2 separate regions of the Homo sapiens genome follow, and region 2 is linked to region 1. Evidence: chromatin loops called from intact Hi-C (ENCODE). Cell type or tissue: OCI-LY7. All regions are shown on one strand. Each heading gives the region's core, and the rest is flanking DNA. Links, peaks and the distances in the headings are about the cores only.

Region 1 (15,311 bases), core at 24-8,023:
GGAAGAAGAGACTTCTTAGGGAAAATAATTATTATACCAGACCATATCATTAGCTAGTAGAGAAAATCTGGCCCACATGCATGCTTTGTTTGGCCATAGGGTTATTTTAAACAATTATTTTAGCCTGGATATACACCAATATGGTTTGGCTGTGTCCCCACCCAAATGTCATCTTGAATTGTAGTTCCCATAATTCCCACATGTCATAGGAGGGACCCAGTGGGAGGTAACTGAATCATAGGCAGTTACCCTCATGCTGTTCTCATGATAGTGAGTTCTCATGAGATATGATGGTTTTATAAGGGGCTTTTCCCTGCCTTCAGTCTGCATCTGTCCTTGCTGCCACCATGTGAAGAAGGGCGTGTTTGCTTTCCCTTCTGCCATGATTGTAAGTTTCCTGAGGCCTACTCAGCCACGCCGAACTGTGAGTCAATTAGATCTCTTTCCTTTATATATTACCCAGTCTCGGGTATGTCATTAGCAGCATGAGAACAGACTAATATATACACTTTTTTGTTAGCCACAGTTATCATTACTTTCTGCCCCTAGATTCTCTCCTTGTTGATACTGGCTTCTGAAATTATTTGCCTTTTTGCCCTATGAAAGAATGAAAACATATTTCAGAATTCTATGGATCAGCTGAGGAAAATGTGGGTAGGAAGCAGGTAGAGGTTTAGGCTGCACAGAACAGCTACCTAGAAAAGTGGCACATGAAGTAGTCTTGCTGTGAAAAGTCAGGCTTGGTTTATCATGTTGAAATGTTGCCAATGATTAACATTGTAAAGACACAGGAGGAAGGAAAGTAAAAAAAAGTATTCAGGAAACACTGATCAATCCAGTATGGTAGAGATGAAGCACGAGGCCAGTTCTGTTTCATAATTGTCCACCTTTTTCATATACCAGTATTGCAAACACATAAATCCAATCTATTCCCAAAGTCTTTACCTTAGGTGATATCCAAGACCCCACCTTCTTTTCAAAAACATAGAAGAACCTGCACACTTCAGTCTCCCATTGGACATGATCACTTTTCTATCTGAATGAAAGAAATCAAGGGAGAAAAGATATTGGGGGTCATTTCTTCTTTCTCTAGTAAAGAAAGACGAGGAGCCAAGGCTCAGAAGTGCAAAGGAGAAGTATTCAACAGGGTATAACTAGATCTAGTGTGCATTTTAACATTTGAAATACATATTAAAATTGATGCATTTAAAATGAACTCATGATATTATTCAGCCATAAAAGAGAATGAAACCATGTCTTTTGCAGCAACATGGATGGAACTGGAGTCTATTATCATAAGTGAAACAACACAGAAACAGAAAGTCAAATACTGCATGTTCTCATTTATCAGTGAGAGCTAAAAAATGGGTACACATGGACATACAGTGTGGAGTAATAGACACTGAAGACTCGGAAGGGTGAGAGAGTCAGAGGGGGATGGGGAATGAGAAATTATTTAATGGGTACAATGTATATTATTTGGTGATGAATACACCAGAAGCCTGGACTTCACCACTACATAATATATCCATGTAACAAAACGGTACTTGTACTCATTAAATTTATACAAATAAATTAAATTTAAAATAAAATAAGCTCATGAACACCAGTCTATCTGCACCTTCCAATACTTTCTGAAAAAAAAAACACATAAATTACATGGTATACTGTATACTCTGATGCTAAAGAATAAGTGTCTATTTTTCAATTAAATATATATAAAAAAAGATTTGAATGTTTAAATTAATTGACAGCTGATCTAAAAAAAAAAGGTAATCAGAATTTTTCATTAGTTGTCACTACCTAGCAAATGTACAACCAGAAAGGAATTCCACAGTGGAACTAGACTCCTGTCGTCCTCCTGACTGCTATAGAATGTAGGAACATCACCATAATGAGAGCAGGGCTCTTACCCTGGGAATAGACCTCGCTTCTAAATTCCCCAATTGCATCATGGTAACACTGAGATAAAACCAACAATTACCAGCCAGGATGTCAGCCTCATCCATGGACTGGGTACTGAAAAGGATCACATGATCTGCTCTACGCTCTCTCAGGAGGCTCCACACTTGATCTCTGGAAAAGGGATCCAATCCAGTAGTTGGTTCATCTAAAAGCAAAATCTACAGAGAATGAAGATATATAAAATATGTCTCTCTTTCACATTAACTGTATCCAGAAGATAGCATGAAAAACAATAAATACCATAAAATAATAACCATCCAGCCATTTTTCTCCAATATACTTCTATTTATAGTTAAACATAGCAGGTTCTCTCTTGATGCATTACAATGAAAGCTCTACCACTTTTAGTGGTAAAAGAACTTGACATTTTGCAGACATTCGACCTGCTTCCTTCCCCATGCATAATCTCACTTACTTGAGGATCTCCTAAAATGGTAATCCCAAAAGTCAGCTTTCTTTTCTGTCCTTCACTTAAATGTTTAGCAAGGTTATCTTGAATGTTTTGCATGTCCAATTCCAATAATATTCGTTGTACCTATATGAGAAAATACGCAACTTTTAAAATCCAAAATGAAGAAGACATTTATGCAGCCAAAAGACACATGAAAAAATGCTCATCATCACTGGCCATCAGAGAAATGCAAATCAAAACCACAATGAGATATCACCTCACACCAGTTAGTATGGCGATCATTAAAAAGTCAGGAAACAACAGGTGCTGGAGAGGATGTGGAGAAATAGGAACATTTTTACACTGTTGGTGGGACTGTAAACTAGTTCAACCATTGTGCAAGTCAGTGTGGCAACTCCTCAGGGATCTAGAACTAGAAATACCATTTGACCCAGCCATCCCATTACTGGGTATATACCCAAAGGATTATAAATCATGCTGCTATAAAGACACATGCACACGTATGTTTATTGTGGCACTATTCACAATAGCAACACTTGAAAACAACCCAAATGTCCAACAATGATAGACTGGATTAAGAAAATGTGGCACATATATACCATGGAATACTATGCAGCCCATAAAAAATGATGAGTTCATGTCCTTTGTAGGGACATGGATGAAGCTGGAAACCATCATTCTCAGCAAACTATCGCAAGGACAAAAAACCAAACACCGCATGTTCTCACTCATAGGTGGGAATTGAACAATGAGAACACATGGACACAGGAAGGGGAACATCACACATGGGGGCCTGTTGTGGGGTGGGGGGAGGGGAGAGGGATAGCATTAGGAGATATACCTAATGTTAAATGACGAGTTACTGGGTGCAGCACACCAACATGGCACATGTATACATATGTAACTAACCTGCACGTTGTGCACATGTACCCTAACTTAAAGTATAATAAAAAATAAAAATAAAATCCAAAATGATTCATATTATGCAATTTTAACCACTCATTAAAGCAGTCGATATTTGTTATGGGACCTCTTTGCCTAAATTTTATTCATAACAGGGCAAATAAATCATTGAAGAGAATTCTGTGGTCATGATTTAATTTGGTAAGTGGTTGGCAGGTCAGTTAATCCAAGCATGCCCTCCTACCTCTTGTTCCACTTCCTTTAGATGAATCCCTTTTATTTTAGCAAACAGGCTGAGGTTTTCCTTCACGGTGAGTATGTCAAATTGAACATTGAATTGAGGACAGACGCCAGTTATCTTTCTGATTTCCTCCAAGTCTTGCATTTCAGAGAGATTTTTATTATAGATGGTAACTGATCCTAAGAATAGAAGTTAAAAATAAAATTGGCAAGATAATACATTCTATTAATATTCATAGATCTCATTTAAGAAAATATTGGCATATGTTCACAAATGTCTAAAATGATTTGTGAACTACTATTCTTGACATAAATATATGCTTATAGAACTGCATATATGTGAACACAATTTGTGAACTACTAATTATTCTTGTTACAAACATATGCTTATAGAACTGCACATCTACCCTGAAATATCACACAATGGAATAAAGATAATAATTTTTATAAAATTGCAGAAATATGAAGTATATTCAAAATTATGTAGCTCTTGGAAACAACTTTAGATAAACATTATTTCTCTTAAGCCATCAAATTTAAAATTTAAAATGAGAGGCATATGCTTGACCTCATTCTATTATAAGACATCTTGCCTTTGAGAAATTTCTTTTTACTCACCTTCTGTTGGAACAGACAATCCATTAAGAATATTTAGCAGTGAAGATTTGCCAGCTCCACTGTGACCCAGGATTGCCGTGATTTGACCTTCATATATGTCAAAGAGCAAGCCTATTTTTAGAACAAATTGTTAACAAATTATTAACAGTATAAACAGAAAGGCATTAGACAGGCCTGGTCCCAACATAGAACAAGGCTATTTAGTTTAGTGGCATATTTCTCAGCATTTCAATACTTTAAAATACACAATGATCAATATTTTCCTAATTGCCAAAATAATATGTGACAGAACTATAATAATTAAAATAATATGTTACTGGTGCAGGATATAGTGACCAATGGAACAGAACAGAAGTCTAATATGGACCAAAGAAAATATAAAAATAAAGATTAATAAAATGACCTTTCAAATGTATTAGAAAGATGGTTTATTTAATAAATAATATTGGGACAACTAAACAAATACATTAACAAATTTTATGTTTGTAATTTTTTTTTTTTGTTACAGGATCTCATTCTGCCACCTAGACTGGAGTGCAGTGGAGCAATCACAGCTCACTGCAGCCTCAATCTCCCACGCTTAAGCAATTCTCCCACGTCAGCTCCCTGTAGCTGAGACTATTGGCCCACGCCACCACACTTGGCTAATTTTTGTATTTTTAGTAGAGACAGGGTTTTGCCATGTTGCCCAGGCTGGTTTCAAACTCCTGAGTTTAAGCAATACACCCACTTCGGGATTTACAGATGTGAGCCACCATGCCTGGCCTGTAATTTTTAAATGCAAAGTATACGGTGTTTTCCAGGGTAAGAGGGAAGTGATACTGGCTGTTGGGACTGACCCACAGTAACTGGAAAAATTAAATAGAAGCCTCAGTTTCGTCATCTGCAAAGTGAGAGATATATTAACATGTCTTTCACAGGCCTAAATGTAAAATGGTACATGTAAATCACTTAGCATAGTTTCCCGCACACACCAAATCCTCAATGAAATCTAAGTGTTTATTGCTATTGTTGTCGTTGTCATTATTATTCATTATGTATTGCTTGTGGGAGTATGACTTTTTATGATTTTAGAGGGAAATAATTTGAAATATGAATCAAGAATCTTGAAAGTATGCTTCCTTTGAATAATTCTGCTTCTAGAAATTTATATTCAAGAAACAATTTATGACATTTACAAAGATTGAACAAGGCTGTTCATTCTAGTATTTTTTATTACACTAAAAATTGGAAACAAATTGAATCTCATACATTGGTGTGTTAATAAGTTAGTCGTGGTATCCATATAATGGAATGGTACTTAGCTTCTGAAAAGTAGGCCATAGATAAAAGATTTCAAAAGTGTGTCCCAAAGGTGTTGCAGATGTGCTCCAGAAACTAACTCCATGAGGAAGGAAGAGGAGGCTAAGGGATTGCAACTTCTTCCCTGATTTCCCAAAGAGCAGCTATACTTGGTTTGAATTCATAATCATATTTTTAATGTGTTGATGTCCAATGCTTTTAATTTTTTAAGGTGCTGCTATTTTTAAAATGAACAAAATTCTTAAAGAAGTTTTTTGTTTAGACAAAAAGAAGTTCATGACTTGATGAGTACAAAGGTAGTTCAAAATGTGCTCCAAAACTTTAAGTAATCAATTTAAAATTATTTCAGTATCTCCTGAGCTAACATTAAAGAAAGAAATCACAGCTCTAGATGGTATTTGATGAGAGAAACCTAGAGAGAGAATAAAATTGCTCATACAAATACATTAAATTCTCAAAGACCTAATCTAAAAGCAATGAATAAGACTGAATTAGAGGATGCTGTATTTATTAGAAAATACACGCAATATAAACACAATGGTCGGAGAACTCTACACTTCTGGAAGGTTCATGGCTCTTCTTTTTCAGCTTTTAAGGCTTCTGTCTTTTATAAAAATCATTTTTATCCCTCCTAAAAATTATTTTTAATAAAAGTAAATAGTCCTCCATGAAATCTAGCTACTCACTTTGATGTTTGCTTAAATGTCTGTTATAGAAAACTGTATGTTAGAATATTTTGTATCAAAATGTGTTTTTTCATTTCAAATTATAACTTAGGTTTGTTATAGGATATTGACTTGTGAAATTTAATTCATAGTCAATGGTTTTACTCATCTTGCTTTAGTTAACCTCACCAGTACATATAAACTATGTAAATTCACCGGCTAGTATAAAACCTTTATCAGATTTCAGTCTAGATGTTCTTTCCTCACAGTGACAATATATAAAATATTGTTCATAGCAGATTAATCTTTAAAAACAAAGAGAAATTACATCTTTCATTGTATGATACCACTGTTATAAATTAATAGATTCATGAAATATCTGGAAGAATTTTACAGCATATTCTTAATCATGATTAATGTCCAAGTGATAGCGTTATTTATATTCTTTTTTCTTTTGCTTATCTACATATTTCAAATTTTTTCACATTGAATGTTTCCCTTTTTTATAATAAAGAAAGAAGTGAAAGAATGAAATTTTTCAATGTTTTTCTTTACCTTTCAATGCTTCCACTTTTCCAGATTTTCCTTTATATTCCTTCTTAACATTTCTGATTCTGAAATAACAAAAAGGGTGCTTACTTAGCCAACACAGAAGTGAAAATAGCACGGGCCATTTATAGCCCTAGTCATAGTGATAACTGCAGCCAACCACTTTATGTGAAATAAGGGATGGCATAAACAGTCTATTCAGAAAGAAAAAACCCTATTTTTGATTACTTATTTCCCCTGAGGTAGAAAATAGAGGAGTCTCTCTCAAGTTACAATTAAACTACTAGTATTTTGCCTAGAAAAGTAGAATGCTGTGTAATTATCCTCACTTTCTTCCTCTAGCTTTAGAACAGTTGGTTCTTCCCCCTGTTCAAGATCAGCTCATTTACCTAGGGTCTTGAACTGGCATCCTGCATCGTCTCCAAGTCTTGCTTATTAGTTTATGAGTCAGACACTCTGTCACCTGCATCTTTTATAGTGTTCTCTCTAATAGTTCCTCTTTGAACTCACCTCTACTTTGGACACAATTTAATTTCTCTCCTCCCTGTATTGTACAAAATTCTCAAAATAAACTTGCCATTGTAAACTTGCCATTTTCACTTCCTGACCTTTAATTCCTCTTCAATTGCACTCTGATTTCTGAACTCACCACTCCAGTGAACCACTTCATAATGAAATCATTAGTGACCTCCTAATTATAAAATACAACAAATACTTTTCCATTCTTACAGTGGATTATGAGTCACTGTTGATGACTTTCTCTTTGTTAATGGTGACTTAATTGCTTTGCTTCTTATTTTTCTAAATGTTCCTTCTCTGTTTCCTAATAAAGTCCTCTTCCTTCATCAGACACATCAGCTTGATATTCCACAGGGTTCTCCATGTATATGATGGATCTTCTCATTTGAGACTCTCTCCAGAAGTTTTCTCGTTGGATTTTTTGTTTTAGCATCAACCTAATGCTGACCCCACCCTTTTCATTGATCTTTAGATTCACACATCTAATGGTTTGCTGCATAGATAGTCTCTCTCTCTGTCTCTCTCACACACACACACACACAGACACACAGCTCTTAATCAGTGGTTGTTAATTGTGAATACACATTAGAATTCCAAAGGGAACTGATGCCTGCAAACAACATCTGAGATTCATATTATATTCACATTAATTACTTCTCTGCAGAGTTCACAGAAAAAAGATTCACATTAATTGATCTGGGGTGATGAGTTTTTCTTGGCAGTGAAGGCTGAGGATTGGGATATTTTAAATGTTCTTCCAAATGAGTCTAATGTGAAGCCAGGTTTGAGAATTAACTGCTCTAAAACTGCATATGCAGAACAGACTTCACTGCATTGTCACCTAAACCCATTTCCCCATCACGCAGGATCTTATTTGGCAGCATGGACATTCAACTACTCTCTTCCTGATTCTCACTCAGATTCATCACCCATCCAACCTGGTATCATTTTTGTAAAATTTAACTCTAAAATAGTTCAAGTCTTGGGTCCCTTTTAAGTCTTCAACTATTCTTCTCTTGTTCACTGCCTCTAGTTCCTTTCCCTACTTTCAGTTTATTCCCCTAGAATCCATGCTTCACACAGGAAACAGGGTGATTTATTTTAAAATCCATTTTATTTACTCCTCAACGTTCCTCATCAGCCTCAGAGGGAAAGTCAAGGCTACTTTGTACCACATGAAGCAGCCACTCATGGTCTGTCCAGTGACATCTTTTGGCATCCTCGGCCTCATGTTTTATGTGTCAGGATCACCAAACCACCATTTATATCCTGCACAAAGCTTAGTGCTTTTTGTCTTTTCTGCTGGGTGTGTCATACACATATACATATATACATGCACTCACACACACATATGTACATATGCACAAACACACCTTTTTATCTGTCTTATTCTTAGAATGTTCATTGCAACATCATTTGTCAGACCAAAAAATTAGAAACAACTAGAATATTTTTCAATGTCAGAAAAGATAAATAAAAGTGGTAGATTCATATCTTAGAATACTTTTATATAAAAATTAAAATCAATGCATTAGCCCATAGTTATCACTATGAATACACCCCAAAAAGCAAAATGCTGAGTGTAGAAGCAATATGTAGAAACTTAAGTACAGTCTGATACCATTTATAGATTATATCAAAAACACACAGAGCTATATCACATATATCTATATCACATATTGATTAGGGCTATAAGTGTATGGTGCAATATGTAAATATATGAATGGAAAGTGATAACACCAAATCCATTATAAAGGTAAATTCTGACGAAGGATGGAGAAAATATTTTAAAGAGATCAAAAGGGACTTTAAATAAACATATAATATATCCATTAAAAATACAAAGCAAATATGACAATAATGTTTATATCTGCTCAACCCGGATGGTGAATATGTCAGCTTTAAAAGCCTAAATTTCTTCAGTAATTTTTAACTTTTTAAAACAAAAATAGACGTTCTCTTCGATTTCCCTAAACTAGGGTAGTTAACACTTCTATTGACTAAATAACAGTAGTTAATATCTCTATCCCTACATTTATCAGATTGAATTTCATGTACCTATTTATTTTGTTCCCTGTGTTGTGTGCTCCTTGAAAGACAGTTTATTGTTCATATTTGCTGCCCTAAAGATTAGTAAAGAACCCAGCAACAATATGTTTGTTGAATGAATGAATGAAGCAAAGTTAAAAGATGATGAGTCTCACCAGGTATTTTATTTCAGCATTTCTTTGTAAAATGGAATCCCTGTTGAAGTGAAACTTTAATGTTTTGTTTTAATAAAGAAAATTCCATTTAGGAGGAGCTGTTGTTTCTGGATTTTAGACATGAAATCAGTCATTTACATTTGAGGCAGACATTCTACCTGTGTTCTGGGAATATTGCCTGAATGGTCTATAGTTACAGGAATGCACATATGTGTACACAATTGCCCCCAGAGAAAATGTGACTTGGGAGTTATGAATGAGGAAGAGCCAGTTGTGAATAAAAAATGTATATTTTTACAAACCCAGAATCATGATTCTGGTTAGAATTCTACAAACTTTCATCCATACCCCTGATACATAGAGCTTAAAGATTACATACCCTGTAAGCTCTATGTATCTTAGGGGAAGAGTTCCTTTGTATATAAAGCATTTCTATATAAAGAGGAAGAGTCAATTTTTATATAAAGCAGAGACCACATAGGAAGAAAAAAATCAATGGCTTAGTGCCTTTTATATTCATACAAAATAGAATTCACACGTTGGAATTGATTGAAAAAGATTTGACATTGTCTACAGGTGGGGAAGAGTAATGATGCCACTAAGAAATGATCACTGTGAAGAAAGAAGAGATAAAACTTGTGGATTAGAAACTGCATATACTGTTGGATGGTCAAAAGGCAGTTTTAGACTGCCTTGCAGCCCCAGACCTGCTTTAACACTCAGTGAGTGTGTACCACCTTGCCATTAAAGAGCTACAACATTGACCGCCTAAGCCTACTTTCTTGCTTTGGTGTGGATCTGGGGTGAGGTGCCCCACAATGGAGCCAAAAGCTTTAGTGAATAGTCCTTGCATCAAATGACTTTCTTTCCCTGGTTTGTCAGTAGCCTCAGGTCTCCACCTGAGCTAAGAATCCAGACCAAGTGACAGGTGTACCCAGTCAACACTGTATACATTGGCTAGGTTTGGAGGCACAGTGGGGATGTGGGAGAAGAAGGGAGAAGTTGGGGGAAGGTGGGGGTGGAGCACATTTTACTTTCTTTCCTAGGTCACTAGGCAGCAGTAGAAGAACAAAGAAAATTTTGAGGTCTTTGTAAGTAAAAGATTTTGTTAGAAGATTGGATCTGAAAATTTTTATAATTTGAATAATAATATAATACAATATTATTTTGTGCCCTCAACTGGTAAAGAAGGATTGATGACACTGGAACTGAGTTTTATGGAATTATTCCTCACTTGGCCTTTCTTGTTTGGATAGAAATTTTCTATGGAGCTGGTATACTCCTAGCTAGAGCAGAGGAAGCGCTGTTGCCCCTCTCAGAAAACTTAAACGGAAAATTGGTTAAGAACTAGATGGAGGAAGCTTAGGTATATGGGTTAGGCCTCTTTGTCTTGGAAATATTTCACTTCCTAGATATGGTTCTCTATTTATTCATTTTTCTTTGCCTCCTGACATCTCAATAGTATGTTAAGAGCATAGACTGTAGAGCCAGACTATCTGGATTACAATTCCAGTTCCCCACTTGCGAGTTGTGTGATATTGGGTAAAAGGCTTAAGCTTTCATTGCTTCACTTTTTGTATTCTCAAAATGGGGAAAATAAAGATACCTACCTCGTAAGCTTTTTGTGCGAATTATGTGCAAGTCAGGTACATAGTCAGCACTAAGTAAACATCTGTTAATAAATAAACGATTGCTATTTAAAGCGCTGATCCATTAACTTTGTACCAAACTTTGTAGAAAAATCTACAAAGCTATTTTGAAATCCATGATACTTGGGTTCAATCCCAAAACTGCTGAGTTAGAATCCCTGGCTAAAAACAGATATTCTAAATGCTCCTCATGCAATTCTGTGATATACCAAGTCTCATAACAACCCTACAAAGTCAATATTAATCTTGTTTCATAGAAGACACTGAGACTCATAAAATTTACTCATTTTTCCAAGAGTACACATCAAATGAGAGAGGAGAGTATTAGGATCTAAGAATTTCTGATTCAGAATTTCTTACTTCTTCCAACTTATCATATAAAACCAGATGAAACCATGGAGAGAGGGGTTCACAGAATGAAAGGAGCAAGTATAAAAGAGAGGTGGGCACAAGAGAAAGAGGCAGAAAGGGGGACAAGATGAAGTGTGGCTGGATAATATGATACAGAGCTGATAAACAAGGAGGATTTTCCTTTCAAGTAACAGAAGAAATTGGTGGTGATGGAAATGGAGCAGTTCAAAGTGACATTGACAAAAACAAATATCTTCTCCTTCAATATTTTGCCTCAAGCTCACCCTGATGCTCTCGGTTAATAATTCTTTAGCCTTATGTTCTCACTCATAGGTGGGAATTGAACAATGAGAACACATGGACACAGGAAGGGGAACATCACACACCAGGGACTGTTCTGGGGTAGGGGGAGGGGGGAGGGATAGCATTAGGAGATACACCTAATGCTAAATGACGAGTTAATGGGTGCAGCACACCAACATGGCACATGTATACATATGTAACAAACATGCACGTTGTGCACATGTACCCTAAAACTTAAAGTATAATAATAATAAAATTAAAAATAATAATAATTCTTCAGCCTTGTGCTCATGCATTAGTATTACTTATAAGTGTGATTACCTGATGGCTTCTTTTCCTTGGAATTCAGGAGCTACTGGTTCAAAATAATCATCAGAGGGATGCTCAGCATCGATTTCTTTCTCAATAACCTTAGCATTAGTCCTTTGGTGTTGGAAACAAGATGATGAATTCAAGAAAAATAAAGGAGAATAATGGCGCTCATCTCCATCTAATTAACCAAGAGGCAACAAAATATGATCAGTAATAGTAAAAGAATGCGCAAAGAAGCCTTGCTAACAACAATGCAGAATGCCTTGAAGTTTTAAGCATCATAGAGACATTTTTTCTTCTAAAACTCAATTTATTATTAAGAAGAAAACTTGATGATGAAGTAAACAATGGGAATTCAAAGGAAATAACATATTGCAAAATTAAACAATATAATACAGCTTTCAACAAAGTATAAATAGAATGTGATCAAAAAAAAGAAAGTCAATAGGAAAGTGAGGTTCGAATAAAATATTAGGTGTATGACCAGCTGAGTTGGACTCCAGCTTTTCCCTGATCAAGACATTAGTACAGATCTTAGAGCCTCTGTTGTCTACATCTGTAGAAAAGGACACCCAACAAGGAAACCATTATATGTCCTTTTTTTCCAGTCTTAACAATGGGTTGCATTATCCTTAATAGGCTCATGAAAAACAGATTTGTATCACCCAATAAACATATTTATTAAATTTTTTTAAAATGTGATCTAAAAGGTATTTAGGAGAATGAATGAAACCAAATATTTGGGAAGACACAAAGCCTTAATACAGTGCATAAAAATAATTGTAGACATGTTTGTCAACTTAAATAATTTGACCACAGCAACATAATTGAACATAATATTGAAATCTATATATTCCTGCTTAGGCATGAATACATGGAGAAACTGTATTTGTTTAGAATAAATTTATAGTGATATTTTAAATATATTTTTCCAGTTTAAAAAACAAAGTTGAATTTATTATTAAGGGCCTTCACATATCAACCAGAAGTCACAGAAAGACAGGAATATATACAAGTAAATACATAGAAAACCTATAAGACAACCTTAAATAGTGGAAGGAACATATAAAATAAGAGGATAAACAAGAAGATTGTGCCAGAAAAAAAGCTTTCTGATTCTAGAATGTGTGAAAAAATTCTGGGCTTACGTGACATTTTTGGTTGTTTGCAAGATAATTTAACTGGGCGATCAATATACTTCTGTAAATATGAACAATATATAAAACATTTTGAGAATGATGCTGAACAAATATTCATGAGAAAGCTCTTCCACAGTATAATGGCCTCCCGAGAGCCAAACCACCATAAGAACTAATTTCTTTTATCTTGTTTTGACATAAATCCTAATATGACCCTTTCAAAACACTTTCAGGGATCCATGAAAACCTAACATTATTTAATTACCACACAATTACAAGATGTATTATAATTATTGTTGTCATATAATTATAATATATTGCTATAGTAAAGTCATAAGAAGAATTGTTTTTACATAAAAATTTCATTAGACCATTAGAACTATGAAGTAGAAATAATGAACTTATTAGTTTGAAATGGGAAATATTTAATATTCATTTTAAAAGTCTATATAATCTTAAAAAATATATTCAATGTAATTAATAACTGTAGAGGACAGAGAAAAACTCACTATTACTTACAGGGTAAAATTTTGTCAAAGTATAATGCCAATAGCAAGTAGATGAGACCATCCAAAAGCAACATAGAAAAAGTTGCTATCATTGTATATGAGTCTCCTGAAGGGTCAGGAAAAATTACACCATTCAAGTTATAATCCAGTTTGATAATCTAAGATTCAAAAAATAAAAATAAATGTTTAAAATAAATAAATAAATAGCTTGGCATAGCAGGAAAAAGTATTAATTTATTAACTAGCTTTTTCAAGAGGCACTTAGTAGTTACTAGTCAAATATATAAATAAGTAAATAAAGGTATTGGTCAAAATATTTCTATTTTACAATGAAAAATAATTAGAAAGAAATATTTATTTAATAAATACAATGTTCTAAGTATAATAATTTAAATTATAATTCATTTGTTTGTTTTCAGAAAATCATTGCAGTATTACAAATATCTATTCTGGGCAACAAAGGAGATATAAATTTTGGAAAGAATATAAGAAATTCTTGGACGCCTTTAATTAGATAAAAAGAGAACTTACCTCCTTTTCTAGTTATTATTTCAAATAAAAGTTTGTATTTAGAATTTTGCCACATAATAACAGCGACTATGTTCTAGGCACTGTCCTAAGTGTTTTGTATATTATCCCATTTAATCTTCCTTAAAACCCTATCAGATAAGCAATAAGGCTTATAAAAATAATAAGATTTTAATCTGCACTTTACATATGATAAAACTAAGGCACAGCGAAGTTGAGTAGCCAAAAGTGGCGAAGTGAAATTAGAACAAAGAAAGTCTTACTCTTAGGGCCAGTTCCTTACCCTGCACACTCTACAGCTTCTCAGTCTATGTTAAAATGTTAACATTTTCATGATAAAGTTGAATTTATTCTAGGAATCCAAAATTGAGTCAACATTTGAAAATCAATCAATGTAATTCAACATCAAACATTAAATAGGAAAATAATGTGATCAATATAATAGACACAGAAAAACCATTTGGTAAAATGTAATATCTATTCATAGTAAAGAAAATATCTTCATAAACTAAGATGAATCTTCCTTAATCTGGTGAATTACATGCACTGAGACCAACAATAAGCATCATACTTAATGGCACAATGTAGAAAGCTTTTATTTTGCCTGCATTTCTATTCATTATTGTACTAGAGGTCCGGACCTGTGCAGGAAAGTAGGAAAAAGAAATAAAAAGCATAAGGATTGCGATGGGAAAAATATAAGCCATCATTATTTGAAGACAACATGATTATATATGTATAAAACCCAGAAAAATATTGGGTTTAGTAAGAGAATATAGCAAGAATGCTGGATAGAACGCCAATGTACAGAAATCAGTTGCATCTCTCTACATTAACAACAAATGTTTAAAAATAAGAATTTAAACATAGATGCTATTTATAACAGCATGAAAAATATCAAAAGCATCAGAATGAATCAAATAAAAATGTGTAAGACCTCTACAGTGAAAACTAAAACAGGCCAAGTGCATGGATCACACCTGTAATCCCAGCACTTTGATAGGCTGAGTTGGGAGGATCGCTTTTTTGAGCCCAGGAGGTTGAGATTAGCTTGAGTGACATGGTGAGACCAACTCTCTACAACAATTAAAAATTAGCCAGGTGTGGTGGTGTATGTCTATAGTCCTAGTTACTTGCGAGGCC
Region 2 (16,731 bases), core at 3,798-11,797, 53 kb before region 1:
AAATTATGGAAACAAGAAGAGAATAAAGTATTTAATGTGCTCAGAGAATAAACCCACCAACTTAGCATTCTACCCTTAGTAGAATGTACTCTGTGATATTAACCTCAAAAGATGAAAGAGAAGTACTTTCTCAGACAAACAAAAAATGAGAGAATTTGTTGCCAGTAGACCTGCCTTGCAAAAATATGAAAAGAAGTTATTTCAAAAGAAGTAAAATGATATGTCACAAATTTATATATAAGCCTGGACACAGTGGCTCATGCCTGCAATTACAGCACTTTGGGAGGCTAAGGTAGGAGAATGGCTTGAGCCCAGAAGTTCAAGACCAGCCTGGGCAACATAGGGAGACCCTGTCTCTACAAAAACAAAATTATTTAAATTAGTGAGGCATGATGGCTTATGCCTGAGGCCCCAGCTACTAAGGAGGCTGAGGTAGAAAGGATCACTTGGGCCTGAGAGGTGGAGGCTGCAGTGAGCTGTGATGGTGACCCCGCACTCCAGCCTGGGCAAAGAGTGAGACCCTCTCTCAAAAAAAAAAAAAAGAAAAGAAAAGAAAATTCAGATTTACATAAAGAAAAAGCATGAGAGAAAGAAAGAATAAGTGAAGGTACAATAAAAACTTTTTCTTATTTTTAACTGATTTGAAACATAATAGAAAATAATAGCAATGTATTCAATTGTGTATACTTATGTTTATATATGTATATAATGCCATATATACAATATATGTATTACATTCATATATAATGTTCCTGTATGCTTATCTGTAAGTGAAATGAATGACAGTAATGATATGAGGGACAGGAGGGAGGAGGAATTGGGGTTATTTTGTTATTATAAGATACGCTACCAATTAAGTGGTATAGTGTTATTCGAAAGTTGACTTGGATTAATTGTAAATATATATTGCAAACTCTAAGGATTTAATTTGCTTTTCTTTTGGAAAATTCATGAAAGAAAGTAAAAACAAAAAACAAAAAAAATGAGTCTAAATGAATGATAATCTAAGAAAGAAGGAAAAATGAAATTATATTAAATGCTCAATTAAAACCACAAAAGGCAGAAAAAATGTAGACCAAAAATAGAATTGAAGACTAGAACAAAGGCAATAAATAGAAAATGGTAACAAATTTGGTAGATACTAATCCAATATGTCAATAATCACTTTGATCATCAATGGTCTAAATGCACCAATTAAAAGACAGAGATTGTCAGAGTAGATGACAAAAAAGATGTAATTACATGTTGTCTACATGAAACCAGCTTTAAATATAAAGACACATATAGATTAAAAGTAGAGGGATAAATATAGATGGACCATGCTAACAATAATCAGAAGAAAGCTGGAATAACTATATTAATTTCAGATGGAGTAGAATTCTAAAACAGAACAGACTTTTCATTCCAAAGAAGGAAAATTATCAGGGATAAAGTGAGAAGTTACATAAAGTTAAAGGGGTCAATTTTCCAAGAAGTCATAGCAATCTTTAACATGTGTGTGCTAACAACAGTGTCAAAATACTGAGAGAACTGCAAAGAGAAACAGATGAATCCACTCTTATAGTTGGAGACTTCATCACCTCTCTTGGCAGAAATGGACAGATCCAGCAGGCAGAAAATAAATAAAATCAGAGTTGAACTCAACAATATAATCAACCGATTGGGTAAAATGAACATTTCTACACACGATTTCACTCAATAACAGCAGGAAATTCATCCTTCTCATGCTCACATGGAACGCTCACCAAGATAGACCAATTTTGAGCCATAAAACACACCTTAGAAAATTTAAAGGAATAGAAATCATACAATGCATGCTCTTGGGCAATGGTAGAATTACACTAGAAATCAGTAATAGAAAGATAACTGGAAAATCTCCCAAATACATGGAGGTTAAACACACTTCTAAATAACATAAAAGTCAAAGAAAAAAATCTAATGACAAATTAAAACTTATTTTGAACTAAATAAAAATGAAAACACAGCTTATCAAAATTTGTGGCATACAGTGAAAGCTTTGCTTAGAGAGAAATTTACAGCATCCAATGCATACATTAGTAAAGAAGAAAGATCTAAAGCAAACAATCTAAGCTTACACCTTAGGAAATTAGAAAAAGAAAAGCAAATTAAATCCAAAGAAAGCAAAATAAAAGAAATAGTAAAAATTATGATAGAAATCAATGAAACGGAAAACAGGAAATCAATAGATAAAAATCAGTAAAACCAAAAGCTGGTTCTCTGAGATCAATAAAATCAATAGGCCTCTACCAAGACTAACTAAGAAAAAAGAGGGAGAGAACACAAGTTGCTAATATTAGAAATGAAAGAGGGGGCATCACTACAGATCTCATAGACATTAAGAGGACAATCAAAGAATATTATGAACAACCCTAGGCTTACAAATTTGATAGCCTAGATGAAACGAATCAGTTCCTTCAAAGAGACAATCTGTCAAAACTCACACAAGAATAAACAATCTGAATTAACCTTTATCTGTCAAAGAAACTGATTTAATAATCAATAATCTTCAAAACAGAAAGCATCACTGGTGGTTCCCCAGTGAATGGGTTCACTGGGAAATTCTATCAGACTGTTAAGGAAGAAATTATTTCAACACTCTACAATCTCTTCTAGATGCTAGAAGCAGAAAATGAAATACAATTCTGAATCTTTGTTCTGTATCTTTCAACTCCTCGTCCTTCATCCCCTGGGATATTTACAAAAGCCTACTTCATAAGGTGAAGCCTAATTAGATAGGATATACTGTGTAAGAGATAATGAGCAGAAGGAACTAGAGTAGAGTGATGGTGGTAATAACTATTTTGGAATAGTTAAATATGTGGTGATGAAGAGGCACAGAAATAAAAGCCAGATCTATGTCACTTGGTCAATAGAGATTTTCCTATGAAACATCCCAAGAGGTAGGAAGACTTGGAACTCATAGTTTTAACTAGTGTTCAATGGTGTGAAAATGCATTTTGGGGAGACGGTATGGGCATAAAAATGTAATTATTGTGGAATGGACTGTTGAGTCAAGGAATAGGTTTGGTGTATTATAGACAAACTTTATTCTTGCAAAGTAGATGGCCCGCTTTTACTGTTGATAGAAAAGAGCACCCAAACTAATCTTCACATCTATGATGGCTATAACCTTCCTATACATATGTGGATAGGTGGGAGGTGGAGTTAGGGAGAATGAATCAGCCAAATAGAGATAAACAAATCACATAAAATTGTCCTTGAAGGTACTTAAACAGATACCTCATTCTACCATTGTATTATTGAAATCAATATAGGGATAATCATTTGTAGGCACCAATGTTGCTCTGCTATTTTCAATGAGAGACAATCACCCATGCCTGCCTGCTTATGGGCTCAGCCTTGGCCTTGAGGGTAACCCACATAAGGGCCTAGGCTTACAAGAGTGAAAGAGAGAGAGAGAGAGTGGCCTTTAGGCTTGCACACAGATCCACCAGTCAGCCAGACTTTCACTTTCTAAAACATGGGCCTAGGCTTTAGGAAGTCTTTATAGGCTTTAGGAAGTCTTTATAGAATTGTTTGCAGAGAACAAACAAAGAATTCAGGATATGTCTGTCCAAAAGCCATTAACTGACCTACTACAACATAATGAAGGTAACTTACTTCAGATATGACAGTTTCAGTTTGGTAGTGCGGGTACAATGTAATTATTTATACTCTTTCATGTTAACACAGCTCAAAAACTATAGTCACCCATTTGTATTTGTGGGTTCTGCACTTGTGGATTCGACCAACTGGCGGTAGATAATGCTCAGAAAAAAAGGATGGCTAGGTTTGTACTGAACATGTAGAAGCTTTTTTTTTCTTGTCATTATTCCTGAAACAATAAAGTATAACAATTATTTACATAGAATTTACATTGCATTAGGTATTGTAAGTAAGCTAGAGATGATTTAAAGTACGCAGGAGAATATACATAGGTTAAATGCAAATATGACACCATTTTACATAATGGTGTCGTATATAAGGGAGAATAACAACGATGGTCTGAAAGTTGTAGAGCTTTAGTGAACATGAACTATTTTAACTGATAAAGAAAACGTAAGACCTAATCTTAGCTAACAAACCCAACATTCTAGGATGGGAAACTCACCCAGGAAATGATTCAAAGGTAGTAGTTCAAGTCTTGGTATAGTGGAGCACAAGGCCAGTTGACTAATAAGGCCTGTGTTTTCACATCAATGGTATCCTCTTTTGGTGCCATGTTGAACAGGAGTGGCAATCATAAGGTTGCTATTGCCCCTTCAATGGTTTTATTAATGAGGGTGCTCCTGGATCCTAGGTTCATGGTTCATCCTGCCATATTCATGGCAGGAGCAAAGCCATGAATATGCTGACCCCTTCTGGTATTCAAGAGACAGCTCAAGTGGGAAGACGATTTATTCAAGTCAGCCTCAAGGGGGTAGTACCAGAGATGGAGCCTATCCATGGTCTATTGCAGGGAATACTGTGCTGCTACTGAAGTCTGAAGGGCAAGGTGTATTAGTCTGTTCTCACACTGCTAATAAAGACTTACCTGAGGCCAGGTACCGTGGCTCATGCCTGTAATCCCAGCACTTTGGGAGGCTGAGGCAGGTGAATCACAAGGTCAGGAGTTCGAGACCAGCCTGGCCAACGTGGTGAAACCCCATCTCCACTAAAAATACAAAAAATTAGCTGGGTGTGGTGGCGAGTGCCCGTAATCCCAGCTCCTTGGGAGGCTGAGGCAGGAGAACCGCTTGAACCTGGGAGGCAGAGGTTGCAGTGAGCCGAGATTCCGCCACTGCACTCCAGCCTAGGTGACAGTGTGAGACTGTCTCAAAAAAAAAAAAAAGACATACCTGAGACTGAGTAATTCATAAAGGAAAGAGGTTTAACTGACTCACAGTTCTACATGACTGGGGAGGCCACACAATCATGGCTGAAGGCAAATAAGGAGCAAAGTCACGTCTTATATGGTGCCAGGCAAGAGAGCTTGGGTAGGGGAATTCCCCTTTATAAAACCATCAGATCTCGTGAGACTTGAATACTATCATGAGAACAGCCCAGGAAAGACCTGCCCCAATAATTCCATTACCTCCTCCTGCGTCCCTCCCATGACAGATAGGGATTATGGGGACTATAATTCAAGATGAGATTGGAGTGGGGACAGAGCCAAACTATATCACAAGGCATAGTTGAAGAGAAATGTGATTGGCAGAATAATGGTCCCGTTCTAATCCTGGAATTTGTGAATATGTTACAGTACATGACAAAGGGGAATTAAGGCAGTAGATGGAATTAAGGTTGCTAATCAGCTGACTTTGAAATAGGGAGATCATCCTGGATTATCTGGGTAGACCCAGTGTAATCACAAGGGTGCTAAAAAGTAAAACAGGGAGGCAGACAAGATCAGAGTGAGGCAGTAGAAGAAGGGTTCATTCTGCTGCTACGGCTTTGAAGATGGAGGAGGAAGACCATGAACCAAAGAATGCAAGAAACCTCTAGAAGCTACACAGGGTAAGAAAACAGATTCTCCCCTACAGCCCCCAGAAAGAGACACAGCCTAGCCAACCCCTTGATGTTAGCCGAGTGAGAACCACATCACACTTCTAACCCCCAGAGCTGTAAGATGATAACTCTGTTTTGTTCTAAACCATTAAGTTTGTGGTCATTTTTTTTTTTTTTACAGCAGCAATAGAAAGTTAACATGGGGGCAGGGTTGGGGGAAGGAGTCCGAGAGCCTGAGGCCTGAGAACAAGACAGGAAGACATTGCTGGACATTTATTTTATGACGTGCCTCATCAGCAGAACAAAGAAGGGCATGGACTTATGTTTAAAAACTGTCCAGAAGTGACCAAAGAAATTCACCAGTGATGCAGATGAGCTCCTAATAATCATGCCATCGGAGCAGGCTGTGATAGCCTGGAAATCCTGCCTGAAACCAAACTGCAACATTTCCAACTAAGAAATCAAGCGGTGATAAACCTCAGTATCTGAAAGGGTTAAATATTGTGCCCACGTGACTACTGTTCTTTCTTTCTGTGAATTAATGTGTGTGCCAGAAAATATTTGTGAATAAAAAACAATTACATAATCTCATTGTCATGAATGTGGTTATTTATCTCTGAGCGTTAAGACTGATTTTTCCCCCCACTGAACATCTTAGTGTAAATATCAGAGAAAAAATATACTACCCACCGTAATAATATAAAACATCTAATTAGCTTAAATTGTTCTGAATAGGAAATTGTATAATTTAGAAATAATAAATTGGTTATAAAAAGCCAATCATTTCCCAGTCAGATAAAATTCCTGTTATTCACAGAACAAATTTTTCTAATTTGTTGCACTGGGCAACAAATTAGATCAAAATTTTAAAATAGTTACTATAATAAACAAGATCAATAAAAATCTTTCCTTAAGTTTTCTTGATGAAAATATTCTCAAGCCATTTAAAAACAATTCAAAACTCAGAAAATTATGCATCCTGCAATGCTTACAATTCCTCTGGCAGTAAAATTAAAAACAAACAAAGAAGAGTAAGTAATTCAAATAAATTTGGAAATAGTTCATACTTGTAAAGAAGCAACATAACGTGACATTTCTTTTGATTTATTCAATAGCCTATTAGATAATGTATGCTATTTGTCCAAAAATGTTTTAGTTACGGGGTAAAAATTTAAATTCTTAGTTCTTCATTTGGTTATTTAGACATACAAAATAAAATAGATGATTTAAAAAGTCAAAATGACTCGTTAATAACTTACTGCTTTTAATGGTTTCTACCTAAACGTCTGGCATGCCTATTTATAGTCTTATGTTATATTTCTATATGCAAAATAACCACAATTTTAGAGGTTAACTTACTCTCAGGAAAGCTGGAGGAAAAATCTAGAAACACAGTTCATCCATGGGTCTCTGCATGTTCTGGAGGAGAATTCACATTCCTTTTGGGTCACTACTACATCATGCTTTTAATTTCACATTCATTGTGAATAGTTCTGTTTTATACAAATTTCCCAGGAGAATCTGGTCTCAGTTCAGCTAGCCTGCCAAAATATCTTCTGCTCACGTGGTGATTTCTTTGCTGTTTTCCATTTCTTTGTTTCCTGCTAGTTACTCAGCAGGGAGTTTGTAGTTGCAGATGGTTGGCTGGACATATCAAAACATTAGGAACTATCAAACCAAGGAGAATCTAGCCTTTCTCAATCGGTCTTTTCATACAAGGCCCTAATGGGAGAGTTGACCCCAACACAATGATTTAAACAAAGATAAGTAAGAAGCCAATCCAGAGAAGAGTAGAGCAGAACAAAGTGAAAAATACATAAATATATATGTTATATATATATATATTTTAAGTGACAAGTAAATACATACAAATTGGGTTAGAAACTATTTAAAACCTTCAACAGATTCTTAAAACTTGAATCCAGAAATACGGCAATAAAGCAATGTAATTTTCTTCAGGGTAACAAAAGAAACTCTGAGTTTCCATCTGCATCTCAGTTTCATTGTGTGCATACTAATTGTAGCATCTTTCATCTTTCATGGTACTGAAGCGAGCAGAATCTTTAGAGAAATCTCACATAACAATTACCTGTGCTCTCAAAGCCTCCAGGCTTGTCATCTCTGCAACGGTTCCCATGAAACAAACTACTTTCTCCACCAGTAACTACTGAATTTTAGTATGTCCTGCTTTCCAGTATTGTTAGAGAAACATTTTTAACTGGTAATAGATGCCATTCTGTCTATTTTTGAGCATCTTATGTAAGTAGAAGAAAAGACTGTTCCAAAATTCTTATAATTCATGGAGTTCATCTTTGGCTGAAGAAGAGGGGGGAAAGGACCACTATCATTCTGCTTACAGCCAGTAAGTCTGTTAAATTCTTCAGTACTGTAATTTCTTCCTGAACATACAGCTGAAAGGGAAACAATAAATGCATGCAATTCTTAAATCAGCCTCTTATCTGTGTCTCATGGACCATGATAACCAAATGAAATCTTCCTTACCCATTTCCCATTCTCTCAATATTGATTCAATTATATTTATCCTTTTTCTAATTATATGCGATCCAGAAGTTGCTCAGCAAGCAGTCTGTGGAAGTAGGCTGAACTCCTGAATCCATGAGACTGTCAAACTTAAAAAAAAAAAAAAAGACTTCTGATTGTTTCCATATGTCTACAGAAAAGGTTATAGGTTGGTTGATTTTCTGCAGAAAATACAAAATTATCACATTCAATACATTTAATAACATCGCCAACATTTTGTGCACAGAGAATATAATTTAGGAAATTTTTTTTCAGTAACTTGTTTCCTAGAAGAACTTTGTACCTAGGTTAGAGCTTATGAGTTCTGGACCTAGTTGATTTTGACTTTCGGTTCTAAATTCTGTTTTCAATGTTTCCTTCAGTGTACCACACTGTAATCTCTGTGGCACTATAACAGAGCAAGCTCCCTCTCATTGATCTTCTTTTTAATATTTTCTAGATTAAACAATATTTAATATTTATTTATTTATTTATTTATTTTGAGACGGAGTTTCCCTCTGTCACCCAGGCTGGAGTGCAGTGGCACAATCTCGGCTCAATGGAACCTCTGCCTCCCAGGTTCAAGCGATTCTCCTGCCTCAGCCTCCACAGTAGCTGGGACTACAGGCACCTGCCACCACGGCCAGCTAATTTTTGTGTGTTTTTAGTAGAGAAGGGGTTTCACCATTTTGGTCAAGCTGGTCTGGAACTCCTGACCTCAAATGATGCACCCACCTTGGCCCCACAAAGTGCTGGGATTACAGGCAGAAGCCACTGCGCCCGACGTATTTACTCTTATAAAGAAGTTTTTGAATCAGTTTACCAATTCAAAAACAATCCCATGGGAGTTCAAAAATGAAATGACACTGATTTTATACCATAATGTACACTTTTTTTGGCAACTACATATAGCATTTATTGTGTCTAAGACATACTTAAATATTAAAACATTTAATCCACAGAATAATCCCATGAGGTAGGCATTATTCTAATCAACCCATTTTACGGACCAGAAAGGTGAGGCCCAGGGAGTTACATAACTTGCCCAAATTCACACAGATGGTGAGTAGCGGAAACTGAGTTAAAACTCAGACAATCTGTAGAGTCTATGAGCTCAAATTACAAATGCTATGCTGTCTCATTTGCATATATCTCTGTTTATTCCATTATTCTTACTTTATGTGCACATATTTTACAATTTTCCTTGCCTTTTGCTTCATTTATTTTGCGGCAGTATTCTCCAGTGCCAGAAACCTTATAAATTTCATGTGATGTGTTTTGCACCAGACTACAACATTCTTCTTGGAATCTTTGCTGGCTATTTGTAAGGAGGACTTGTCACCCCAAGACCTGTGTGCAGCCCTTCTCAACACTGTGCAAAAACAGAAAAACCTGATCTGTAAAGAGAGAAGGATGAAGCGGTCCAGCTGCCTGATAAAGACTGAGAATGTCTGCTTGTTTTCCAGGGGCTTTTATCTTCTTGCTTTTCATTCTTTCTCAGATCTGGCTGCACTGCCTGCATGTGAGTTTTGTCAGATATCCTCCAAACATTTCTCTTTGTTTTTTGTTTTGTTTTGTGTTTGTTTTTTTTTGTGTGTGTGTGTGACGTGATCTCTGCTCACTGCAAGCTCCGCCTCCCGGGTTCATGCCATTCTCGTGCCTCAGCCTCCCAAGTAGCTGGAACTACAGGCGCCCGCCACGATGCCCGGCTAATTTTTTGTATTTTTAGTAGAGACAGGGTTTCACCATGTTAGCCAGGATGGTCTCGATCTCCTGACCGCGTGATCCGCCCGCCTCGGCCTCCCAAAGTGTTGGGATTACAGGCGTGAGCCACCGCGCCTGGCCCTCTTTGTTTCTTAAAAATGTAATAAATTCTACTTGGTCTTGTTTTGTGCTTTTTTTGCCTTGAAATATCCTTTGTGTGATATATTCCTGCCCTCCACTTTCATTTGCAATTTGCATTTCTCAGATATATTTTGACAAACTTTTATTACATGCCTAAAGGATGCCTGTTGAAGTAGTATAATTGCATTTCTCTTTTTACCTTATCTGCAAATCTTCTACTATCCATGGGCAGGGCAGGGAAGGGGATGTAAGTCCTTTGGTTACCCAATCCTTTTCTTCCAGTCATCTTATTTTATGGTCTCTTTAAATTACGCTTTCCTGTTATTTCCCATTTATCCATTTCTGTAGTGATTGTGTTTTCTCTGTTCCTTTTTTCAGGTTCCCCTTTTCCTTTTTCCCCAACTATCATCTATAAAGTTCTGGATCAGTATTTTGTTCTACTAGTGATAACCCTCAAATGTTAACAAACGTATCAGGATCTACATTACTCTGGCAATATAAAAAATCAGCCTATGTCTCTATACATCTTTCTCCCCCATCTTCCTGCTCCTTATAGGATACACCCGTTAGCATATTTGAACTTAAAACATTAGCTCTACTTCTTACTAATTGCAATGCAAGGCAAGTAACTTACCTTGGAGCCCCAATGATTTACCCAGGAAGCTTTAGTTTTCTCATCTGTGAGATCCAGAGGACACAATAGTATCTAACAAGGGTGTTTTAGAATTTATAAATTTAGGTTTGGGGTGGAGGGGAGATGGTAGAGATTAAAGGAAATAACATATGTAAAGTATTGAGTGCAGTAGCTTGCAATGAGGGATGACTCACCAAATGCTAGAGACTCTACTCTCCACGGCTGTGTCAAAACTAGACATTATAGGTGTTTGTAAATTTTACCAGTCTGATTAATAAAAAATAGTACCACCTTGATAACTTATATTTCTTAGTGGTGTCAAGCATATTTTAATATACTTTTTGGCCATTTGTAAATTTTTTTTTACTATAACAAATCTGTTCATTTTCTCTATCTGTATTTTTGTTACTCTGTCATTCCATTATTGTTTTCTGTTTTTGTTTATAGCTCTGACTGAAAATGTCTTATATTTCTCACTTTAAAAATAGCATGTTATTGCTTTCTCATCCAGATATGATGATAAAGTGCTTTTGGTACTCGTAAGTTTGAGGTTTTTTTGTTTTTCTTGTGAAGACATCTTAGGGTTTTCTCTTTAACCACAAGTGTAGGGAATTTCATGACAGTGTGCTCAGGTATAGATTTTTGGGTTTTGTCCTACATGGCACTTTGTGTTCACTTGCAATCAAAGAACTTGTGTCTCCTTTTTAAGTTCTGGGAAAATTTTAACTAATACCTTCATCAAATATTGCTTTCCTTCTAGTCTCTCTATTCTTTTCTCTTGGAAGTTTATTAGATATTGAGCAATGTTGTCCTTGTGTCTATCCTTTGCTTATCTGCCATCTTGAAATGGGAAAGCAATCTATTTCCACATCACATATAAACAATCTTTCTGACATAGAATTTTTATGATATCATTCCCACTACTGCCTTGACTGTGTCCTGATCTCTTTGCAAATGTACAAGAATTTTTTTTTTAATTATCTGGTCCTTTCTTCTCTTTCCACTCTTCCCTTGCCTTGTCTCCTTCCTCCAACTCAAGCCAGATACTTCTACATGATTTTCTTTTTTAATAAGTACATCATGTTCTCATTTACCTCTCTTTGCTCTCCTGTAACTAACTCCGGTTCACAAGTGGACTTCTCTGGTGACTACAACTATCTGCTCAGCTCCTACTTTTCCTTCAGGTTTCAGCTCTGATCTCTCCTCCCACAAGGTGCCTTCCTTGCTGATACAGTTTGGCCGTGTCCCCCCGGCAAATCTCGTCTTAAATTATAGTTCCCATAATCCCCATGTGTCGTGGGAGGGACCTTGTGGGAGGTAATTGAATCATGAGGGCAGTTACCCTCAGGCTGTTCTTGTGATAGAGAGTGAGTTCTCATAAGATCTGATGGTTTTATAAGGGGCTTTTCCCCCCTTTTGCTCGGCACTTCTCTTTCCTGCCACCCTGTGAAGAAGGACATGTTTGCCTCCCCTTCTGCCATGAATGTAAGTTTCCTGAGGCCTCCCCAGCCACCATGAACTGTGAATCAATTAAACCTCTTTTCCTTATAAATTACCCAGTCTCAAATATGTCTTTACTAGCAACGTGAGAACGAACTGATACCCTTGCCCTCATTGCATATGGGTTCCATGCCCCTTCCAGGTGCCCCCACAGCACGCTGTGGTTACTGCTATTGTAGTATGTACCTCACTGTCTTTTAGGCTAAATATACTCATTTCTCCCACACCATAGATTGTAAACAACTGAAGGGTACAAAATCATCACCGCTGTGTACCTCACAGAGCCTGGAACATGAAGGTTGCTCAATACATATGTTTTAAGTTTTAAATGTATAATATTGAATGTGAGGTAGGAAAACAAAAGAAAAAAAGTATCTTTTTTTTTTCAAGAAGCTTAGTTATAAAAGAAAGGTTGTAGGTTGGGTGGTAGTTTAAGTGAGTTGTTTTTGTCAAGAAAAGGTTGTTATTTTGTTTTTTAAAGACAACATTTAAAAAGGGAAAGTGAGGAGGAGAACGCTGAACACGCAGGAGAAACGCAGTAACAGGTGGAGTGCTGCTTTTTTGGAGGGGCTGCGTAAGACGGTATTGGATCAGATGGGACAGGTTTTTTTTTTTCTCTGTCACAAGAAAAAAAGGAAGTGCCAGTGAAAGCTGAGAGGATTAAAAAATGTGACAACACGAAGTAAAGATTTCCGTCCTCAGGGTTAAGATTTTTCTGTGAAGTAGGAAGCAAATTCTAAGAACAAACCAACAGATGTGCTGGGCACTTGAGGATACTGTGAGGAGTCTTCAAATAGGTATCAAGGAGAGTGGAAGATTGCCTTAGACATGTCAGGAACTCATAAGTCCTGCTGCCTTAAGAAATGCTCCTTGAAACTAAAGGAAAATTTGTAAGGTTTATCTCTGAACTGATGGCTCAAAACAACATATTTTTAGAAGTTATTTATCATTAATTAAAATCATTGATGGATCAGGAAAGGCATCGATAGCTATTGAAACTGATAAATAGTGAGTGACTTAAAGACTTGACAGAAAAATGCTTTAAATGTACAAGAGAAAAGCCGTACTTATGGAATAAACTGAGTTACTCATACCTAAGACACTAGCACCAATACAAAAATAGCAATAAAAAAAGAATTGACATATTTAATGCTAAATTTTGTAATATTTTTGCTATTTTTGTATGAATGGAAATTTTCTTAATATATAATTAAATATGATTTAATATTTTTTAAATTTATATTCTTCAACTTTGAATTTATAAAAGAAAGTCATTGTGCCCTGTAATCCCAGTACTTTGCGAGGCCAAGGTGGGAGGATCTCTCGAGTCCAGAAGTTCAGACCAGCCTGGGCAACATGGTGAAACCCTGTCTCTACAAAAAATACCAAAAAATCAGCCAGGTGTGGTAGTACATGCCTGCAGTTCCAGCTACTCTGGAGGCTGAGGTGGGAACATCACTTGAGCCCTTGAGCCTGGGAGGTGGACGTTGCAGTGAGCTGAGATGGCGCCACAGCCTTCCAGCCTGGGCAACAGAGTAAGCAGAGTGAGACCTTGGAAAAAAAAAAAAAAGAAAGAGAGAGAGACAGAGAAAGAAAAAAGAAAGAAAGAAAGAAAGAAGAAAGAAAGAAACAAAGAGAAAGAAAAGAAAGAGAAAGAAAGAAGGAAAGAAGGAAAGAAATTGGGTTATACAGGTTTCTTTTTTATTCTTACCCTATATAAGACTAACTAGTAAGCCTGGGCTCCTCAAACATCACCAACAATTACAATTACATTACAAGTTATAGTCAGAGTTCAGAAGCCTCACAGAGCTCACTGGGTTTGAAAGAACTAAACATTGCTGCCATTGCATTTCTTGTCAGCTTCTGTTGGGGGCAGTACATAAAAACAAAGAGTTTATTTTGTTATAGTAGATGCTCATCTCTGTGCAGGAAACCTAAACAGAAACACTGGGAAATCTTGGCTCCTTATCTTATAGGCCAGGAAATCTAGGCCCCACTCCACAATATCTGGGGGGCACTAATTCTTTCTGTATTTGTTTTAAGATGTTTGATTAAATTAATATATGTTAGATTTTGCCTAGGTCTTTTTTCTCCAGAGAAATTATTTACTGTTACATAGGAATCTCAGGTGTTCAGCCTTTTTATAAACATTCAACGGAAACTTCAAACAAAAATGTATTTGGTCATCTAAAATTATTGTTTCCAATATACAATCATTATTCCTCTGAGCCCATCCTGGGAGTATTTTATGCAAGTTTTCTAGTGTATTTAGCATACAACTTAAAAAACCTTAAGAAGATATCAAGCCAGTTACTTTTCAATTTATTTGTACCAAAATACCACACAGTGGGATTTTGTAAGATAATAGCAAAATCTTTATTGCTATTTCTATTTCTATTGTTGAACTATGCTAATGTGAATGCTCCTTCAACAAGGAAATAAATAAAATGGTTAAATAAGAAGTAACAAAAACAGAGATCACATTTAAAGAAAAATAAATACCCAGATGCCAGAAATGAAACAGGAAAACAAAGCTAAAAGGAGATTGCTATTTTAAGCCAGTAAGTTTTAAGGTGGTTTGGCAAAGGCTGATTGACAAACCAGCTAAAATATAATTCATGTGTAAGCATAAAATAGATATATCTTTACCCCAAAAAACTGAGATTTCTATTTTATGGACATCTCTGAAAGAACTACTAATAAATATCCTCCAAGAAGAAGAAAAAACTGAATCCAGAAAGAAGTAGGTGAATGCTAGCAACTAATAAATATATTAGTGAACTAAATAAATATTGATTGTGCAAACTAATGATGATAATGACTAATGTGTGCAGGGGGCAGTGTTAAACACAATGGACAACTCAAGTATCAAACAGCAGTTATATGGGAGGAGAGAGCCATGATCAGAGCTAAGTTCCCTAAAAATCTTATAGTTTAGGAAGAGGACAAAGATATGATTAACTTTAAAACTGCATTCTTCAGTAAGGTAGCCACTAGCCCCATGTGAGTATTTAAATGTAAATTTTAATTAATTAAAAATCAATAAAATTTAAAATTCAATTTCTTCACCTCCAACATGTAAAGAGCGTGGAAGTCATTATTCGCTTTCTTGCAGTAAGAAAAAACCTAAGCAAACTGAAAATCAGTGATATTTCTTGGACCCATCAGAGATTGAGGTTTCAGGGCAAACTACAACCCTAAAATCCAGAGAAACAAGTGAATACAGAGAATCACAGCCAAGATCAGCTTACCTGGAGCAGAAATCACTAGAGCCAGAAATTGGTAGGACGGAATGCATAAATGGTAATTTTGATGAATTGCTGGAGGTTGAGTGTGGCCTGCAGCCGGGGGAGACATTCCTGGGGTCAGTCCCCTTAAGGGGAAGAAACAGGTGAGTGTAACTGGAGGAGGGCAAAGCCTGTGGGCCTCAAGGATCCATTCACCACTAGATCTGGTACCAAAGCAGGGGAGGAGGGTCTGACCTCCCTTTCCTTCTATCCTCAATCTGTTGCTGCTACTTCCTGTTGGATTAATCAAACCCAGCTGGAATCCAGGCATCAAAGAAGAGAATTGGTGATGCAGTACACAGTGGTCAGCTTCTTTTACAAGGGGTGTGTTAGGGAAATAGAGAGTAAAGCCTGCACTAGATCTCTCTACGACAGCGTTGAAATAGTTTAGTTCTTTTTCCATTTTTCTCTTGATCCCTTCTTTTGTTTTATTCTGATCTTCCGTTTTCAGAATCATTAATCTGCTCCTAAATATAATCTTAATAAAAACCCATTAATAGCTTGAAAAACAACCATATTATGATATTTTTAGCAAACTATGTCCATTTTAAAACTTTTAAAACCTTTATACTATATCTGATGTTGGTTATTCGGTATCTTGTAAACATTTCCATAACACTTAAGAAAACTTATAGTTTATCAAAAACACAAGCAAAGATTTCATTATATTGTTATTGAAAGTGGTTATATATATTGTCATGTTATTCATTTGAGCAAGACAGGAGAATTTATTGCTTGGGTTTTAGAAATAATTTAAATAAATTCAACTATCATTGTAAAACAAATTTACATTTATAAAGCACTAATGGTTCCAGAATGAACAAATTATAGGTTATTTATCACAGGTTTGGAAATGTAACTCTTCAGATACAATTATATCTGTAAAATATACAGATAAAATATTTAATTACATAAAATGCTTATATAATAGATAAGAAAAAGATTAAAGCATAAATATAAATGATCAAAAAAATACAAAAATTAAAAAAATAAAATGCAGCTCCCGGGCAAGATGGCCAAAAGAGAACAGCCCTGGTCTGCAGCTCCTAGCGAGATCAACGCAGAAGACGGGTGATTTCTGCATTTCCAACTGAGGTACCCAGTTCATCTCACTGGGACTGGTTAGACAGTGGGTGCAGCCCATTGAGGGGGAGCAGAAGCAGGGTGGGCCGTTGCCTCACCCGGGAAGAACAAGGGGTCAAGGAACTCCCTCCCCTAGCCAAGGGAAGCGTGAGGGACTGTGCCTTGAGGGATGGTGCACTCCGGCCCAGATACTATGCATTTCCCATGGTCTTCACAACCCACAGACCAGGAGATTCCCTTGGGTGCCTACACCACCAGGGCCCTGAGTTTCAAGCACAAAGCTGGATGGCCATTTGGGCAGACACCGAGCTAGCTGCAGGAATGTTTTTTGTACCCCAGTGGCACCTGGAACGC

Evidence for each region. Peaks named below come from ENCODE experiments on the same cell type or tissue, not always from the same donor. Only the 100,000 strongest peaks of a DNase experiment are listed, where the experiment ranks them.
Region 2: a loop joins it to region 1, with 2.1 times the contacts of the local background. A loop is called at or near these places in 2 of 110 quality-filtered maps.

Annotation. Positions count from the first base shown.
Region 1 is chr17:69,111,238-69,126,548 of GRCh38, forward strand. It overlaps ABCA6 (ATP binding cassette subfamily A member 6), which reads right to left. Exons shown (of 39, transcript NM_080284.3): 9 at 13,651-13,798; 10 at 12,002-12,170; 11 at 6,661-6,719; 12 at 4,139-4,249; 13 at 3,525-3,700; 14 at 2,381-2,500; 15 at 1,985-2,123; 16 at 946-1,036. Among named protein-coding and RNA genes, the nearest start is that of MIR4524A, 19 kb to the left of the region's middle. RefSeq lists an enhancer at 6,826-7,015. In OCI-LY7, for the core only: no CTCF peak of the experiment used is centred there; DNase peaks (open chromatin) are centred at 4,924, 6,784 and 7,074; H3K4me3 peaks cover 5,036 bases; H3K27ac peaks cover 5,282 bases.
Region 2 is chr17:69,053,999-69,070,729 of GRCh38, forward strand. ABCA9 (ATP binding cassette subfamily A member 9) reads right to left here and starts at 6,929. Exons shown (of 39, transcript NM_080283.4): 1 at 6,868-6,929. It overlaps LOC124904051 (a long non-coding RNA gene), which reads left to right and starts at 5,141. Exons shown (of 2, transcript XR_007065889.1): 1 at 5,141-5,517; 2 at 5,690-6,094. In OCI-LY7, for the core only: a CTCF peak has its summit at 4,392; no DNase peak of the experiment used is centred there; H3K4me3 peaks cover 942 bases.